Linked DNA regions of Homo sapiens: all the other regions are linked to region 1. A link is a loop called in an ENCODE intact Hi-C map of the cell type or tissue named here. Cell type or tissue: endothelial cell of umbilical vein. All regions are shown on one strand. Each heading gives the region's core, and the rest is flanking DNA. Links, peaks and the distances in the headings are about the cores only.

Region 1 (5,392 bases), core at 659-4,658:
ATGTCTGTTATATCGAGACCTCTTCTTTGAGGGCAGGGAGCTGGGGTTGTTACCGGTAGAAGGTGTCCAGGTTCTTGGCGTCTCAAACAAAGAAATGGACAAAATGCATAAACAAAGCAAGGAAAGCAAAAGTAGGGATTTACTGAGAACGAAAGTACACTCCACAGTGTGGGAGTGGGCCTGAGAAGAGGGGGTCAAGAGCTCTGGTTACATAATTTTCTGCGGTTTCAATACTCTAGAGGTTTCCCATTGGTTACTCGGTGTATGTTCTATGTAAATGAAGAGAATGAAGTGAAGTTACAGAGTCATTTACTCAGAATGCGCCCTGTTATAAATGGAGAAGATGTTACTTTGTATGTGTGGTCTATGTAAATGGAGGATGAAGTGAAGTTTCAAAGCAATTCACATTCCTGTCATTGCTGAAGTGCTTTCATTTATTTATTTATTTACTTTATTTTATTTTGAGATGGAGTCTCACTCTGTCTCCCAGGCTGGAGTACAATGGCGCAGTCTCAGCTCACTGCAACCTCTGCCTCCTGGGTTCAAGTGATTCTCCTGCCTGGGATTACAGGCACCTGCCATCATGCCTGGCTAATTTTTGTATTTTTGTTGAGATGATGTTTCACCATGTTGGCCAGGCTGGTTTCGAACTTCTGACCTCAGGTGATCCACCCACCTTGGCCTCCCAAAATGCTGGGATTACAGGCATGAGCCACCATACCCGGCCTAGGAAGTCAGCGTGGGTTAGCCTTATGTTCCCTGCTTCCAGGCCCTGTTCTCCTGCCTCAGGGTCAGAGGTCGGAACCCAAATGCCTTTAGGGCCAGGCAGGCATCTGCAATGAGTGGAACCACTGGCTGGCTGGAAGGACGGTCAGAGCTCCTTGTCTGACTTGTCCACAGAAGTGGAAAATTCCAGTTTCCAGGTGAAATGCTGTGACTTTTCAATGTTAGGCCAATCCAGGGGTGGGGAGGGCAAATGCAAAAGGTTTCCTGGCCAGTGTTCTGCCCATTGGCCTCTAGTCTTTAGCTAAGGCTTAGCAGAAAAGCCTTCTCCTATGGGGAGAACTTTCTGTGAGGTTCCATATGGTCCCTGCTGACTCTTCCTGGAGTGAAGAAGGCTTTTCCAAGCCCCTTGATGGAAGACAGGATGCACATGTGGTCCACTCATTTGCCTGGAGGTGGAGGAGAACTCTGCTGGCCTTGCCTAATAAGATGCAGCCTCTAAAATGACGGCAGCAGTGAAGATGAGAGTGAGATGACATAGTGCACTTCCTACGGGCCAGACAGGCTAAGTGCTCTGTGTGTATTGCATCCTTTATTAGAAGGCACCCAGCAAGGTGTTTGGGACATAGTAAACTCTCAATAAATCTCATGATGTTCATGATTGTTAAGATTGCTCTTTACATCTGGAAGTCTACGAGGTGTGAATAGCACAGTCCCCAGGGCACACCAGGCTTGCATTATTGCTCACTCCTGCGTCTTGCTTTTTCCTGTGATTAGCAGCAATTTTCCAAGGTGCTGAGGCAGAAAGTGGGAGGTCAGGCTTTCGGCCAGTAATAACAGTGGGCACTGTGCTACAAGCTATGCATAAGCATTTCCTAACAACGAGCTTGCAAAGCTGGTGGTGTTGTCTCTTATTTACAAATGAAAAATCTAAGATTTGGAGAGGCTAAATAGAGGATTTATAACTGGGTTGAGCAAGATGAGGACACTAAATTCGGTAATATGGAGGTTGTTGGGAACCTTGAATGCAGCAATTTGCGTGAAATAATTAAGGTGGAAGCCAGATTCAAATGGTCTGCATAGGAAGTGAAAAATGTATACATGGGCTGGACGTGGTGGCTCACGCCTGTAATCCCAGCATTTTGGGAGGCCAAGGCGGGTGGATCACCTGAGGTCAGGAGTTTGAGACCAGACTGGCCAACATGGTGAAACCCCAGCTCTACTAAAAATACAAAAATTAGCCAGGCATGGTGGTGTGTGCCTGTAGTCCCAGCTACCCAGGAGGCTGAGGCAAGAGAATCACTTGATTCTGGGAGGCAGAAGTTGCAGTGAGCTGAGATCACGCCACTACACACCAGCCTGGGCAGCAGAGCTAGACTCCATCTCAAAAAAAAAAAAAAAAAGAAAAGAAAAATGTAAATATGGCAAGAATAACCATTAAGGAATTAAACAATCAGACTATAGACTAAGAGAACAATTTGCAAGATATGATAGACACAGGATTCATCTTACTAATATAAAGAAGTCTGCTATAACTTGAGGAACAAAACAAATACAATCCAATATAAAAATGCTCAATGAATATGAGCAGGTGATATACAGAAGAAATCCAAACCCTCTGTAAACAGCTTCCTTATCGTCTGAAATTTTCAAATTAAACCCAGAAGTCTATTTTTTACCTATTGATGATAAAAGCCAGTATTATGCAGAGTGAAGGGAAAGATACTCTTTCCTTCTTGCTAGTATGAGTGTGAAATACTGCAACCTCTTAAAGATGTAATCTAGAAACATCGTTTAAAATGTAAACTATGTATACCCCTTGACTCACTAATTCTACACTTTTGTGTGAGTATCATAAACTCACACTCACAGGATGTGTTGGCTATGTCATTTCCTAGCTCCGTAACTCTCCGACCCATTATCTAACCTCAACATGCTTCAATTTCCTCATCTCTAAAACGGAAATAATTAAAGTGCTTATCTCACAGGATTGTTGCAAAAAATTCATGAGCGAACAGAGATATAACCAATGCCCTACTGCCACTATCGTCGTCTTCATCTCTACTGGATATTGCATATCCTTCTGCAATTTGCTTTTTCTGATCAAATTATATTTCTTCATGATGATAGGTGTAGCTCAGTCTCATTCATTTTGATTTTGCTACTGTATAGTAAGTACATTATATGACTATATGACAACTACATATACGTTTTCTGATTGATGGAGGTAGGTCTTATTTGCCATCACAAGCATGGCTTTGGTGATCTTCTTGTCCTTATCCATCCACACATGTGAAAAGTCCTCTAGGCTGCAGTTCCAGAAATTGAATTTTAGGGCCCGGTGAGTGAGTATTGTTCATTTTCCTTGATAGTGCTATCTCATCTTTTAAAGTATAGTTTGTGGTTTGTGTTGCTCTAGATTTGCACACATGCATTATCATATCAATCTAGTTAATTTTTGCCAATACAAGTTTTTTTCATTTAAGTTTTTTCTTCTGGGAACTGCCTATTCATGTTCTTTGCTATTTTTTTTTTTTTTTTTTTTTTTTTTTTTTGAGACGGAGTCTCGCTCTGTCGCCCAGTCTGGAGTGCAGTGATGCAATCTTGGCTCACTGCAACCTCCGCATCCCACATTCAAGCAACTCTCCTACCTCAGCCCCCTGAGTAGCTGGGATTACAGGCACTCGTCACCGCACCCAGCTAATTTTTGTATTTTTGGTAGAGCTAGGGTTTCACCATGTTGCCTAGGCTGGTCTCGAACTCCTGACCTCAGGTGATCCACCCGCCTCAGCCTCCCAAAGTGCTGGGATTACAGGCGTGAGCCACTGTGCCCAGCCTGCACTTTTTCTATTATGTTGTTTTTCTCTTCTTGTTGATTTATTGAAACTTTTTACTTGATTTTATTTTTTGCAAATATCTTTTCTGAGCCTGGCTTATCTTTTCACTTTATTTGCTTTGTGCAGAAGTTTTCATTTAAATGTAATCAAATGTATCTATCTTTTGATGTTCCTTTAGTGGAATTTTTGGTGTCTTTTTAATAAATTATATCATTCCTTTTTTTTGGTCTAGAGGAAGATGGGAGGTTTTCATGTTGGCCGGTATGTAGGTATATGTGCTGAGAAATATTATGTCAATAGTGCCCAAATTCCAGGTGTTATGTTTCTTTGTATTTGGGAGGATAATGTATGTTAATCTGTACATTAACCTGGAGTGAAAGTTCTAGAATACCCCATACCATTGGTCACCTAAAAAGGTAACCCATATAACAAGTCCCTGAATCTTTATAGGGTTACTTTCCCACCCTCTGGAATGCATGTCTTGCCAAAGTCTCCAATATCCTAGCCACTTTTTTTTTTTTTTTTTTTTTTTTGGAGATGGAGAGTCACTCTTGTTGCCCAGGCTGGAGTGCAATGGTGCCATCTCGGCTCACTGCAACTTCCACCTCCTGGGTTCAAGCAATTCTCCTGCCTCAGCCTCCTAGTAGCTGGGATTACAGGTGCCTGCCACCATGCTTGGCTCATTTTTTGTAGTTTTAGTGGAGATGGGGTTTTGCCATGTTGGGCAGGTTGGTGTTGAACTCCTGACCTCAGGTAATCCACCTGCCTTGGCCTCCCAAAGTATTGGGGTTACAGGGGTGAGCCATCACCGCACCTGGCCCACTTCTTTTTTATCCAGTCAAATTACCATGACTTTATTCATAATGTAGCCCAACAGAATGTTCTGAAAGGTGACTAGTAGGCCTGTGTCTCTTAGATTACATTAAGGAGAGAGTAGAATAGTTGACACAGCCCTTATTCAAGCATGGAAATGTACATTCTTGTTCATTCCAAGTGACTGCAAAATATTTCTGATCTGATTTTCTGATAAGGATAAAATAATGTATTTGGTAGATCAATAGCCACACACCATGTGCCCAAGGCTATGTCAGTCTGCTCTAGTAAAGATACTACACCAGGCACAGCAACTGCCACTGGGCTACTATGCGGTTGAGTTTCTTGTCATTCACTGTTGACCTCTAGGATTAGGAGCCAGACTAGTGAATTGTAAGGAGGCATAATGAAGCACCCCCTTGTACTTTTTCTTTAAGAATGGCACTAATTTCTACCATTCTCTTGAGGATGTGATATTGGTTTTGATTAATTATATTGGCTGGTGAGTGGGTGGGGGAAAGGAGGCCAGTTTCAGGGGTTTCTATTTGCTTTTTCCCACTATAATAGCTCTTATCCCTAGGCCAAGAAACCAGTGTAGGAATTGTGCTAATGACCACTGCAGGTATTTGTAGTTCAGTGGTTGTAACATGAGCTAAACCAGGGCCAGGACTCCACTTAATACGTGGCCCCCTGAGAGGGTACCATGACGCTGCTATCATTGTCAACCAGGACCCTGTCTCTAACAGTACCTAATGTTTTGTATTCCCCTTTCCACACTGTGCAGTGACCAAGGTAAACAGCCACAGGTCCTTGCAGGGAAAGACTGAGGACTCCTTTTCATGAACATTTGCTATGATGTTGCAGGGTCCTTTCTCCAGGGGCCGACCTTCCCATTAATCCTAAAACTGGGTACCAGGTAAAGGATATTACTTTACAAAGATCAATTATCTCAGCCTCCTGGTCATCAGTCTTGATTCTTCTGATTGTATAGGTTGATATTACCCCTGTTGGCTGCCTAG
Region 2 (4,957 bases), core at 724-4,723, 490 kb before region 1:
TTTATTTTTGTTTTGAAACAGAGTCTCACTCTTATTGCCCAGGCTGGAGTCAATGGTGCGATCTCTGCCCACTGCAACCTCTGCCTCTCGGGTTCAAGTGATTCTTCTGCCTCAGCCTCCCGAGTAACTGGGATTACAGGCATGTGCCACCACGCCCGGCTAATTTTTGTGTTTTCAGTAGAGATGGGGTTTCACCATGTTGGCCAGGCTGGTCTTGAACTCCTAACCTCCGGTGATTCACCTGCCTCAGCCTCCCAAAGTGCTGGGATTACAGGTGTGAGCCACCGCGCCTGGCCAGAACCCCCTTTATTTTGACATTGGTAGCTTTAAAGTGTCTTGCTGGCCTTCTTTAACCTCCTTGTCCCCAAGTCAGGCAATCCCTTTTAGAGACAGTGCCCCTAACGTAACATTTTAATAAGCCTAAATGCTTACCCCAATACTTTTTATAAACCAGAATGTCATATGTTAGAACCAACCTGAGCAAGTTTTACTTTGGAAGAAATCAATAACAGCAGGTTTCTCCTAGCATCTGTGGTGTCTAGGGCAAGGGTACAAAAGGAGACCCAGGTAGTGTGCATGTGTGTGCACGTGTGTGTGTGCATGTGTGTGTGCACGCATGTGTGTGCACGCGTGTGTGTATCGGGAGGTATAGGATACAGATATAGTAGAGAGATATTTAAAAGGTACAAATAAAACGAATGAATAAGTATGTTTCATCATTCTATCTTGAAAAGCATACCTTCATAAGAACAAAAATGGAGCGATATATGTAAAGCTGTTGTTTTAAATGACAGAAAGTTGGTAAAAATCCAAGACATCTGAATTTAATAATCATTGTGTATGCCTAAATATCCCGTGGATAGGCTACACTGTTTGAATAAGTAAGTAACAACATACATAATTGATAAGTTATATATTATCCATAAATTTTTGTCTTTTCTTAATTTTAGCAAAGAACACTAATTACGTTGTTAGAATCAATATTTTCATATAATTTGCATTCCATTGATAGTAATGACAAATTAAGCAAACTTTCTGAAATCATTAAGGTTCTCAGATCATTTTTTATTAGTTTTATTTTGAGGAAACTTTGACCCGCTAAAGCTATAGCTATTGGAATTGTCGATAAGTTTTAGGAAAGTACTGTGATGCAGAAACGTACCAGGAATTTACATAACTTATTCAAACATTGTAATAGGGCTGCACAAAAGAGATTGTCATTGTGGCATAAAATACAAAATGTTTTAATTTTATCATTTAAATTATTACCACTCGTATGATTTTTCCCATCCCTTAAAGCAATATCAAGATTCATAGATAAATAAAAAGAATCAGCTTTAGCATCACATATGTTGTATCTAGATCTATACATATAAAATGTAATAAGTGACACAAATTGTTTAATATTGAAAAATGTTGGTTGGGCGCAGTGGCTCACACCTGTAATCCCAGCACCTTGGGAGGCCGAGGTGGGAGGATCACCTGAGGTCGGGAGTTCAAGACCAGCCTGGTCAACATGGCAAGACCCAACATGGCAAAATTTAGTAGCAATTTTTCTTCTATAAATACAAAAATTAGCTGGGTGTGGTGGTGGGTGCCTGTAATCTCAGCTACTTGGGAGGCTCAGGCAGGAGAATCGCTTGAACCGGGGAAGTGGAGGTTGTAGTGCACCAAGATCATGCCACTGCACTCCAGCCTGAGCAAGGGAGCAAGATTTTGTCTCCAAAAAAAAAAAAAAAGAAAAAAGAAAAAGAAAAAACTTCCTGAGACACCAGGTGCAAGGGCTTCGAGTACTCTATTTATCTATGAATATTTCTGAAATCACTAACAGAAAATGGATTTTCAGCACTCCTGGGAAAGGATTTGGTTATGCAAGAATCGGTTGCATCCATGCTCTCTGCAAGGAAGAATTTGACAAGTCAATTAGTTTGTATCTTCTTTTTCAAAATGGTCGCAGTTCAGTGACCATCTCTGATAGCTGCAGTTGTGCAATCTACAAACCTCACAGCTTTTGGATAAAGTCACCTTTGGTCTCGAGACACAGACCTACAGAGAAGCATTTCCCTGGGGCCTACACAGTATTATTGACCAGAGCAGATATTTAGAGTTTAGGGTCACTTTTGCCAGAGACAAATTTCAGACCCTGAGCAATATATGTAAAGCTGTTGTTTTAAATGACAGAAAGTTGGTAAAATATCAAAGATGTCTGAATTTAGCCACTATTGTGTATGCCTGAATGTCCTGTAGACAGGCCATGCTGTTTGAATAAGTCATTTTGACCCTCTAATGCTTGGGGCCAAAGGAAGGGGCTCCTCTTGCCAATGTCAAAGGCAGAGTCAATGTGCAACTTTGCCTGAGAACTAGATGGATGGGAGCTCTTAGACTCCTTGTCCCAGGCACAGAAACTGACCAAAGAAGTGAGCTTTGGGAGTCAGCAGGTGGCGCCTGGTTTCCAATCAAAGGCTCTGACTCCAATCAAAGGCTCTGACTTTGCTCCTGACAGCCGTGGGTCCAGGGTCACTTTCCCATCCCAGTCCGGAAATGAAAAAGGGAGATGCAGCATTCTCAGGGGAGGGTGGGGCAAGGCAGAGGATCACTATCCAAATCATTAACTTGTTTAAATCCTGCTGGATTTCGCCATTAAGAGGCTGCCCACCACCCCCGTGAAATGTCCAGCAGCAGTTTGCAAGAGAGACACGCCACTTTCAGGCAGCCCCACAGATGGGGGTCGGGCTGGAGACGAGCAATGTGATCCCAGGGCCCAGTGCAGGCCATCTCCTGGAGTTCCTCAGAAGAGATGCTGATGGCAGAACTTTAAAAAAAACTCTTCATTTTAATTGGAAGACGGGGCTGCTTTTAGGGCGAGGGCTGGATTTGGTTCCATGGAAGACCAAAAGTGTGTCTATTTTGGGGCATATGATCCAAGGAAGCGCCAGGCAAATGGGGCCCTCACACCATGTGAAAGCTTCTGGGGGTCCAGTGAGGACCACCCGCCAACAGAAGCGCAAGACAAGAATGCGTTTTATAGGGCATGGGCTCACACACTCCACATTCTGTGCTTTACAAACAGGTGCCTTTTGGGTCCTTACAGAGCCCTATAAAAGACATCCTATTATTATCACACCATTATACACATGAGGTCAGCAAGGCATAAAGACTTGGAGAAATGGCCCAGGGGTGTCAGTTCCAAAGCTCATCCCCTTAACAGGTTAAGGGCTGAACACACGTGGGGCCAACCATGAAAAGAACAAGAGCAACAGCAGCAGCAAACCCACAGGGACAGGCAGGACGGCAGTTTGCGTGGGTACCAGGCTGGCTGGGGAGCGAGCCACGCTCACTCTCCCGCAGCTTCCCCTCCCCAAATCAGCTCCAGCCTGAAGAGCAACCACTGGAAACAACACTTGCCACAAACCCAGCTTCAAGCAGGTGACCCTCCCAACCCTTCCAACCAATCCCCACTCCTCCAGTCCTCACCCCTTCCCAGGAACGTCACAGAAACTCTGTCATCCCCACTGTCCAGCGAGGCAGGGCTGCAGCCGCTCCTGGAGTGACAGGCTAACCGTGGGACAACTCACAATCAAATGAACCCTCTTCCGCGTACCCAATGCAGATGTCAACACCGACACACACCTCCATGGATGACGACGTGCACCCACGCATCCCCACAGCGCACGTCCAGCAAGCTCAACAAATCATCACAAAGTCAAGGGCTTAACACAACACCTGTTTATTAGCTCATGGTTCTACAGGTCAGAAGTCCGACGACATCTGGGTGGAGTCACAAGGCCGAAAGCAAGGCGTCAGCTGGGCCGCACTGCTTTCTGCAGCTCTGAGGATGACTCATTGGTGGGCAAGTCTGGTTCCCCGCAGTTGTGGAGGGAGGTCTCATTTCCCTGTGGCCTCCACTGGGAGCCAGTCTTTGCTCCTCGAGGTGACCTGTATTCTTTCCACTTTCCACGTGGCTTCTCCTCCAGCCACAGCCACTCCGTCCCTCCCACACTCCAGATCCTACAACTCTCTCTGTGGCAACAGCTTTGGGCTGCAGCTGGACAAAGTTCTGTGCTCTTCAGAGTAAAGGAAATCAAAATATTTCTCCTCAAAATATTGAGAACTGTTAGTTCAAGACACTGAAAACGCAGGGAAACACTGCCTTGGCCTCCGCTTACCTGATGGCAGGACTTCAGTCCCTCCTTCCTGGAGACAGTGCTTGTCATCCACCCAGAGAAGGCAGCAGCAGACACCAGAAGAGTCTGGGAATGCATTTTACCATCTTCCTCTAGTTTCCCACCTTTTAAAAGATGAGAGCTGCTCTCACCTTCATCTTGTCACTGTATAGAATTTATGGCTCTTCATTAGAATACTGTTTACGCAAGGCCTCTAAGCCACTGCCTTCAGAGAGAAATACTTTTGAACTGAGACCTCTCTCATGTGATGGGTACAGCAGGTGTTAATAAACGTCTGCTTGTTTTTCTTTAGTTAATTTGACTTTTGTTTTCAGGAGAGTGTCTCAACTAAGAACCCAGAAAAAGGGAAAGGATAGAAAAGAAATTATGTTTTGTCTCCTACAAGGGCTCATGTGATTAGATTGGGCTCACCCGTATAAGCCAGGAAGATCTCTCTATTTTAAAATCACATATATTTTCTTTTGAGACGGAGTCTTGCTCTGTCTCCCAGGCTGGAGTGTAGTGCCGCAATCTCAGTTCACTGCAACCTCTGCCTTCCAGGTTCAAGCGATTCTCCTGCCTCAGCCTCCTGAGTAGCTGGGACTACAGGTGCCAGCCACTGTGCCTGGCTAATTTTTTTTGTATTTTAATAGAGACGGGGTTTCTTCATGTTGATCAGGCTGGTCTCAAACTCCTGACCCCAAATGACTCTCCCGCCTTGGCCTCCCAAAGTGTTGGGATTACAAGCAGGAGCCACTGGCGCCAGGCCACAAATCCATAATCTTAACCTCATT
Region 3 (4,957 bases), core at 724-4,723, 71 kb before region 1:
TATCACTCCAGACAGTGGCTTCCCCTTGCACTTCCTGATTAAAATCCTGAATGTGGCCGGGTGCAATGGCTCATGCCTGTAATCCCAGCGCTTTTATGAGGCCAAGGTGTGTGGATCATAAGGTCAGGAGTTCAAGACCAGCCTGGCCAAGATGGTGAAACCCCATCTCTACTAAAAATACAAAAATTGGGCCGGGCATGGTGGCTTATGTCTGTAATCCTAGCACTTTGGGAGGCCGAGGTGGGCAGATCACAAGTTCAGGAGATCGAGACCATCCTGGTTAACACGGTGAAACCCCATCTGTACTAAAAATACAAAAAATTAGCCGGGTGTGGTGGCACATGCCTGCAGTCCCAGCTATTCGGGAGGCTGAGGCAGGAGAATCACTTGAACCTGGGAGGTGGAGGTTGCAGTGAGTCAAGATCTCACCACTGCACTCCACCCTGGGTGACAGAGTGAGACTCCGTCTCAAATAAATAAATAAATAAATAAATAAAAATAAAATCCTGAATGTGCCTTGCCAGGCCCTGCAGATGTCCCATCCCCCTGGAGTTATCTTATGCCACTCTCTTCTCTTTTGTTTTCTTGAAAATGCCTACCTCTTCATTTGCCAAAAGGCCTTTGTTCCTAGTCCTGCACTTGGAATGCTTCCAATCTCTGCTGCAGCCCTGGCCCCAGCATAGCCCTGCTTTCCAACTCCATTGACCCCCCAGGACCCAGTGTGGATGCCAGGTCCTCAGCAATGCCTTCTCTCCTCTCTCCAACCCCCAGTATTAGTCAGGGCTCCCTGCTTCCTTGGACATCACCCTAAGCACCCTTCTTACCTAGTTCTCTCTTCTGCCTGTAATTATATTAGGTTGACACAAAAGTAATTGCATTAAAAGTAATGGAGAAACTACAATTACTTTTGCATCAACCTAATACATTTACTTACAGGTTTATTTGTTAATGCTTGTCACCCCATGAAACTGTGGGTCCATGGGGGCAGGAGCCTATTGGTTTTGTTACCTACCACTCCATCCCTCACTGAGGAGCTAGGTAAATATTTGTTAAGTGAATGAATCGATTCATTCACACTGCTGATATCACATCAGCCCTTTTGTTAGAAGCCTTTAAAAACCTCCAGTCTCCTATAAGGCTCTATCTTCCTTATTCCAAATTGCTTCATACTTTGCTTTATTTTTTTTGGAGACCGAGTCTTGCTCTGTCACCCAGGCTGGAGTGCAGTGGTATGATCTAGGCTGATTGCAACCTCTGCCTCCTGGGTTCAAGCGAACCTCCTGCCTCAACCTCCCAAGTACCTGGGACTACTGGTGTGTGCCACCATTCCTGGCTAATTTTTGTGTTTTTAGTAGAGACAGGGCTTTGCCATGTGGGCCAGGCTGGTCTCAAACTTCTGGCCTCAAGTGATCCTCCCACGTGGGTCTCCCAACATGCTGGGATTACAGGCGTGAGCCGCTGTGCCTGGCCCATACTTGCTTTCAGTTTATTTTTTGTATCGTATACTTTCACTCCACACCCTATTGCCAGTTTCACCTCAGTGTAGCCACATTTCTCTTGGCCTCTGGAGCTCTATTTTCCATACTAAAACCTTTATCATCCTTTAAAGTTCAGCTCCAACTTCACTTTTTTGGTGCGGTCTTTCCTTCTAGAAGTCTGTAACATTTGCTTGTAACACTCGAGCTCATGTTTCTTTCTGCCTCATAGTAAATCAGGTGCTTTAATACCTCCCTTTACCACTAAATTGAAAGAATAAAAATCTCTTAGTTGTTATGATATTCGTCTAAGTTTGTAGCTCATAGGAGTTGCCAGGGAAAGATATGTTTGTCAAATTAATAAAAGCTTTCTTTAGTTAAAATACCATCCTCTGCAGTTACAAGGTTCCATCTCCTGGATCTTTTAAAGCATTTGTATTTGTCAGTATAAAGCATTCACAAAAGGATTCACTTTAAACCTTGCTGTGGACTGATCCCGCTGGGGATTTTCTATTAATCATTTAGTATTGGGTATCTGGTGACGACGGTCGTAGGGAAAAGCAATGGGAGCAGAGAAGCAAAATCCCGCCCCAGGCACATGATGGTCTTTGCACAGCCTGGTCTTTGAGTTATCGTCTTTGTAAATGGATATGGTGGCACAATTTCAGTGCCAAGAAGATAGACTGTTTTCATTTATTTTACATTATACGTTAGGACCTAAATATAAATATTCCAGCTATTCATCTCAGCATGATTTGGTTGTGGAAACATAATCGGAATTGTCTAAGAGACGCAGGCGGTGTCTATTTTGGTCCTGGCACAGGAAACTCAGCCTTTGTCCATTTTTACAGTTTGATTTATGGGAGGTTAAAAATTCATAATGCAGCAGCTAACCTCCAGCAAATATTGTTTTTTGCATGAGCCAATTCAAACGCTCCCTCATCTCAGGTTTCCTGTTCAAACGGTCTAGAAATGTGGAGTTTAGCTGCTACACACCAGCTTAAACTACTGAAAATCAGCCAGCCTTTGCCCTGTGGGGATCGGGAGGGGCTCAGCCCAGAAGACAAAGAGAGGGGCTAGGGAGCCATCCATCCACCTCTCAGGCACACTTTCTGTGTCAGCTGCCTGATGCTTGTTATTTTACTTAATCTTCCAGTAATCTCATGACATAGACCCCATTAGCTTTACTTCTCAGAAGCAGGAACTGAGACAGGTTAAGCAACCTGCCTGAGCTTGCAGCACTGGTGAATGGCCAAATGGCTTGGCCTGACTGTCAGGCTGTATGTGGGGCTTCCTGCTGCAGACAGCAAGCTGCAGCATGGTGGGATGTCTGCAGCTTACTGCTGGCTGTCCTGCTGCCTAGAGGCAGCGATGCAGAGAATTCATATAGTGGAAGTTGCGGGGGGGGGTTCATTTTCTTCTGGGCAACAACACAGAGCTGCCCTGTGCTTTGTGAAGTGTGGACACATAAGAGCATCCTATAGTCAAAGCGTGAGCTACACATCTAACTGTGCCAGGGGACAGGTAAACCCCCCTTTCCCTGCAGACACTGCTATGGATGCCTCACTCTCCCTTCTACCTCCCCAGGCTCTCAAAGGCCCTATGGACGGCTCTGGCCCACAGAAGCTTCTGATTGTTTGAAAGGAGCATCAGGGCCTAAAGGCTGCTCCGTGGGTGCTACTGCAGGGTGCGGCTGTTCCAGGACTCAGGGCTTGTCAGGATCCCGCGTGTGTGAGTGCAGGCCCCAGAGACTCCACACTAATTGCACCTGCTCAAAACTCTCTCCTAACTAACTGGACCACAGAGGCCGTGAGATAAAGAGACCCTGCCCTGGGCCAAGAGAAACACTGATGTAAACAGACAGGGAGACCAGGATGGAGGAAGCACGAAGGTGGCAGAAGGACACCCATGAGGTCTGCTTGGCAGTGCTGGGCTAAGTCAGGAGATGCAAGTGTTGCGCTGGCAATGCCATGGCCTGGGGATTTGAGGAAGCCTCTCCAGGCTCCTTATCAGGACGTAGATTTCATGGCTGACCTAGAGCTACCTGAGCAGGCCGGATTCATACTCCATCACTTTCCATTAAAATATCCCAAAAACAGGCCGGGCATGGTGGCTCATGCCTGTATTCCCAGCACTTTAAGAGGCTGAGGTGGGAGGATCACCTGAGGTCAGGAATTCGAGACCAGCCTGGCCAATATGGTGAAACCCATCTCTTCCGAAAAATACAAAAATTAGCTGGGGATGGTGGTGGCCACCTGTAATCCCACCTGTAATACTTGGGAGGCTGAGGCAGGAGAATCGCTTGAACACAGGAGGCAGAGGCTGTAGTGAGCAGGAGCTGAAATCATGCCATTGCACTCCAGCCTGGGCGACAAGAGTGAAACTCCGTCTCAAAAAAAAAAAAAAAAAAAAAATCCGGAAAATAAAAACATCTAACAGCTTGGAAAATTAGGACCTAGAGTTTCTAGGCCAATGTTGGACCTAGAGTTTAGGATGACTATTTGTATATTTTAGCAGAGCTTGGGTTTAATTGAGGAACACAGGGAATTCCCCCAAGTCCGCTGCATGAGATCAGCATAGCAGGTCCCAGAGAAGGTAGGAAAAGACTTTGACCCCCTGGGTGATCTTTGTTTGAGTCCACATTAATCAGAAAACAGAGCGGACACCCTCTCACTGCACAAGGTCACTGCACAAGGACTATCTCTGAAGCTATCAGCGGTGTTCCTACTTTCATCTACCTTTATTCCTCCTCTATATCTTTGAGCTCTAGTTCTCGACATGGTGGTGGGTGGGGGAAGGTCACTTGGCCACCTGCACGTGGACAGGGTAGTTCAAGGGAGGTTGTAATTCATGAAAACTTCTCTGGGTAGAACAAACATTTAATCCACAGGGGGAAGAACACTCACCATATACTAGGCAAGACCAACACACTACATGGGATTTTTTTAAAGGAAAAAGATAAAAATTCACATATATTTAGACAAAAGAGAAAAGAGGGCAGATTATTTAAAAACAAACAAAAATTAATCTGACATCAGACATTTCTGCAAAAGCCAGGGGATGATGTCCCCAAATTCACACACTTCTAAGAGGTAAAAATTGAGTCAAAGTTAGGTACAAAGACTATCATACCCAGCCACACTTTTACAACACAGGGTCATCCTTGGTTACATTGGGGATTAGAAAATGACCATTCACATTCTCTTTTATAATTAGTTAAGAGATATTCTAGCCAACATAAAAGCAATCAATATAAAGAATTAATTACCAAAAAAAGAGCACCTTACTTAGTCACCCCTTTAGTTAATAAACATTTATTGAATGGTTGCAAGGTGCCAAGGCATTGTGCTAGTAAGCAAAATTTTGAACAAAACCAGAAAGGTCCATGCCCTTGTGAAGCCCACAGTCCAAGGGACAAGAGGGAAATAAACAGGCAAACACCTACCAGGAGACAGGTAACATAGTGGCATGGTGCATGGTGG

What was found. A loop is a pair of places that touch in the nucleus more often than their neighbours do. Peaks named below come from ENCODE experiments on the same cell type or tissue, not always from the same donor. Only the 100,000 strongest peaks of a DNase experiment are listed, where the experiment ranks them.
Region 2: a loop joins it to region 1, with 2.7 times the contacts of the local background. A loop is called at or near these places in 3 of 110 quality-filtered maps.
Region 3: a loop joins it to region 1, with 4 times the contacts of the local background. A loop is called at or near these places in 2 of 110 quality-filtered maps.

What each region holds. Positions count from the first base shown.
Region 1 is chr2:234,617,455-234,622,846 of GRCh38, reverse strand. The region is part of intron 2 of LOC105373936 (a long non-coding RNA gene); the gene reads left to right. Among named protein-coding and RNA genes, the nearest start is that of LINC01173, 63 kb to the left of the region's middle. RefSeq lists an enhancer at 1-58. In endothelial cell of umbilical vein, for the core only: no CTCF peak of the experiment used is centred there; a DNase peak (open chromatin) is centred at 2,636; H3K27me3 peaks cover 222 bases.
Region 2 is chr2:235,104,795-235,109,751 of GRCh38, reverse strand. No RefSeq gene overlaps it. Among named protein-coding and RNA genes, the nearest start is that of SH3BP4, 160 kb to the right of the region's middle. In endothelial cell of umbilical vein, for the core only: a CTCF peak has its summit at 2,433 (motif pointing right); a DNase peak (open chromatin) is centred at 2,451.
Region 3 is chr2:234,688,500-234,693,456 of GRCh38, reverse strand. The region is part of intron 1 of LINC01173 (long intergenic non-protein coding RNA 1173); the gene reads right to left. Among named protein-coding and RNA genes, the nearest start is that of LINC01173, 8.3 kb to the right of the region's middle. RefSeq lists a silencer at 938-1,232. In endothelial cell of umbilical vein, for the core only: no CTCF peak of the experiment used is centred there; a DNase peak (open chromatin) is centred at 2,336; H3K27ac peaks cover 1,276 bases.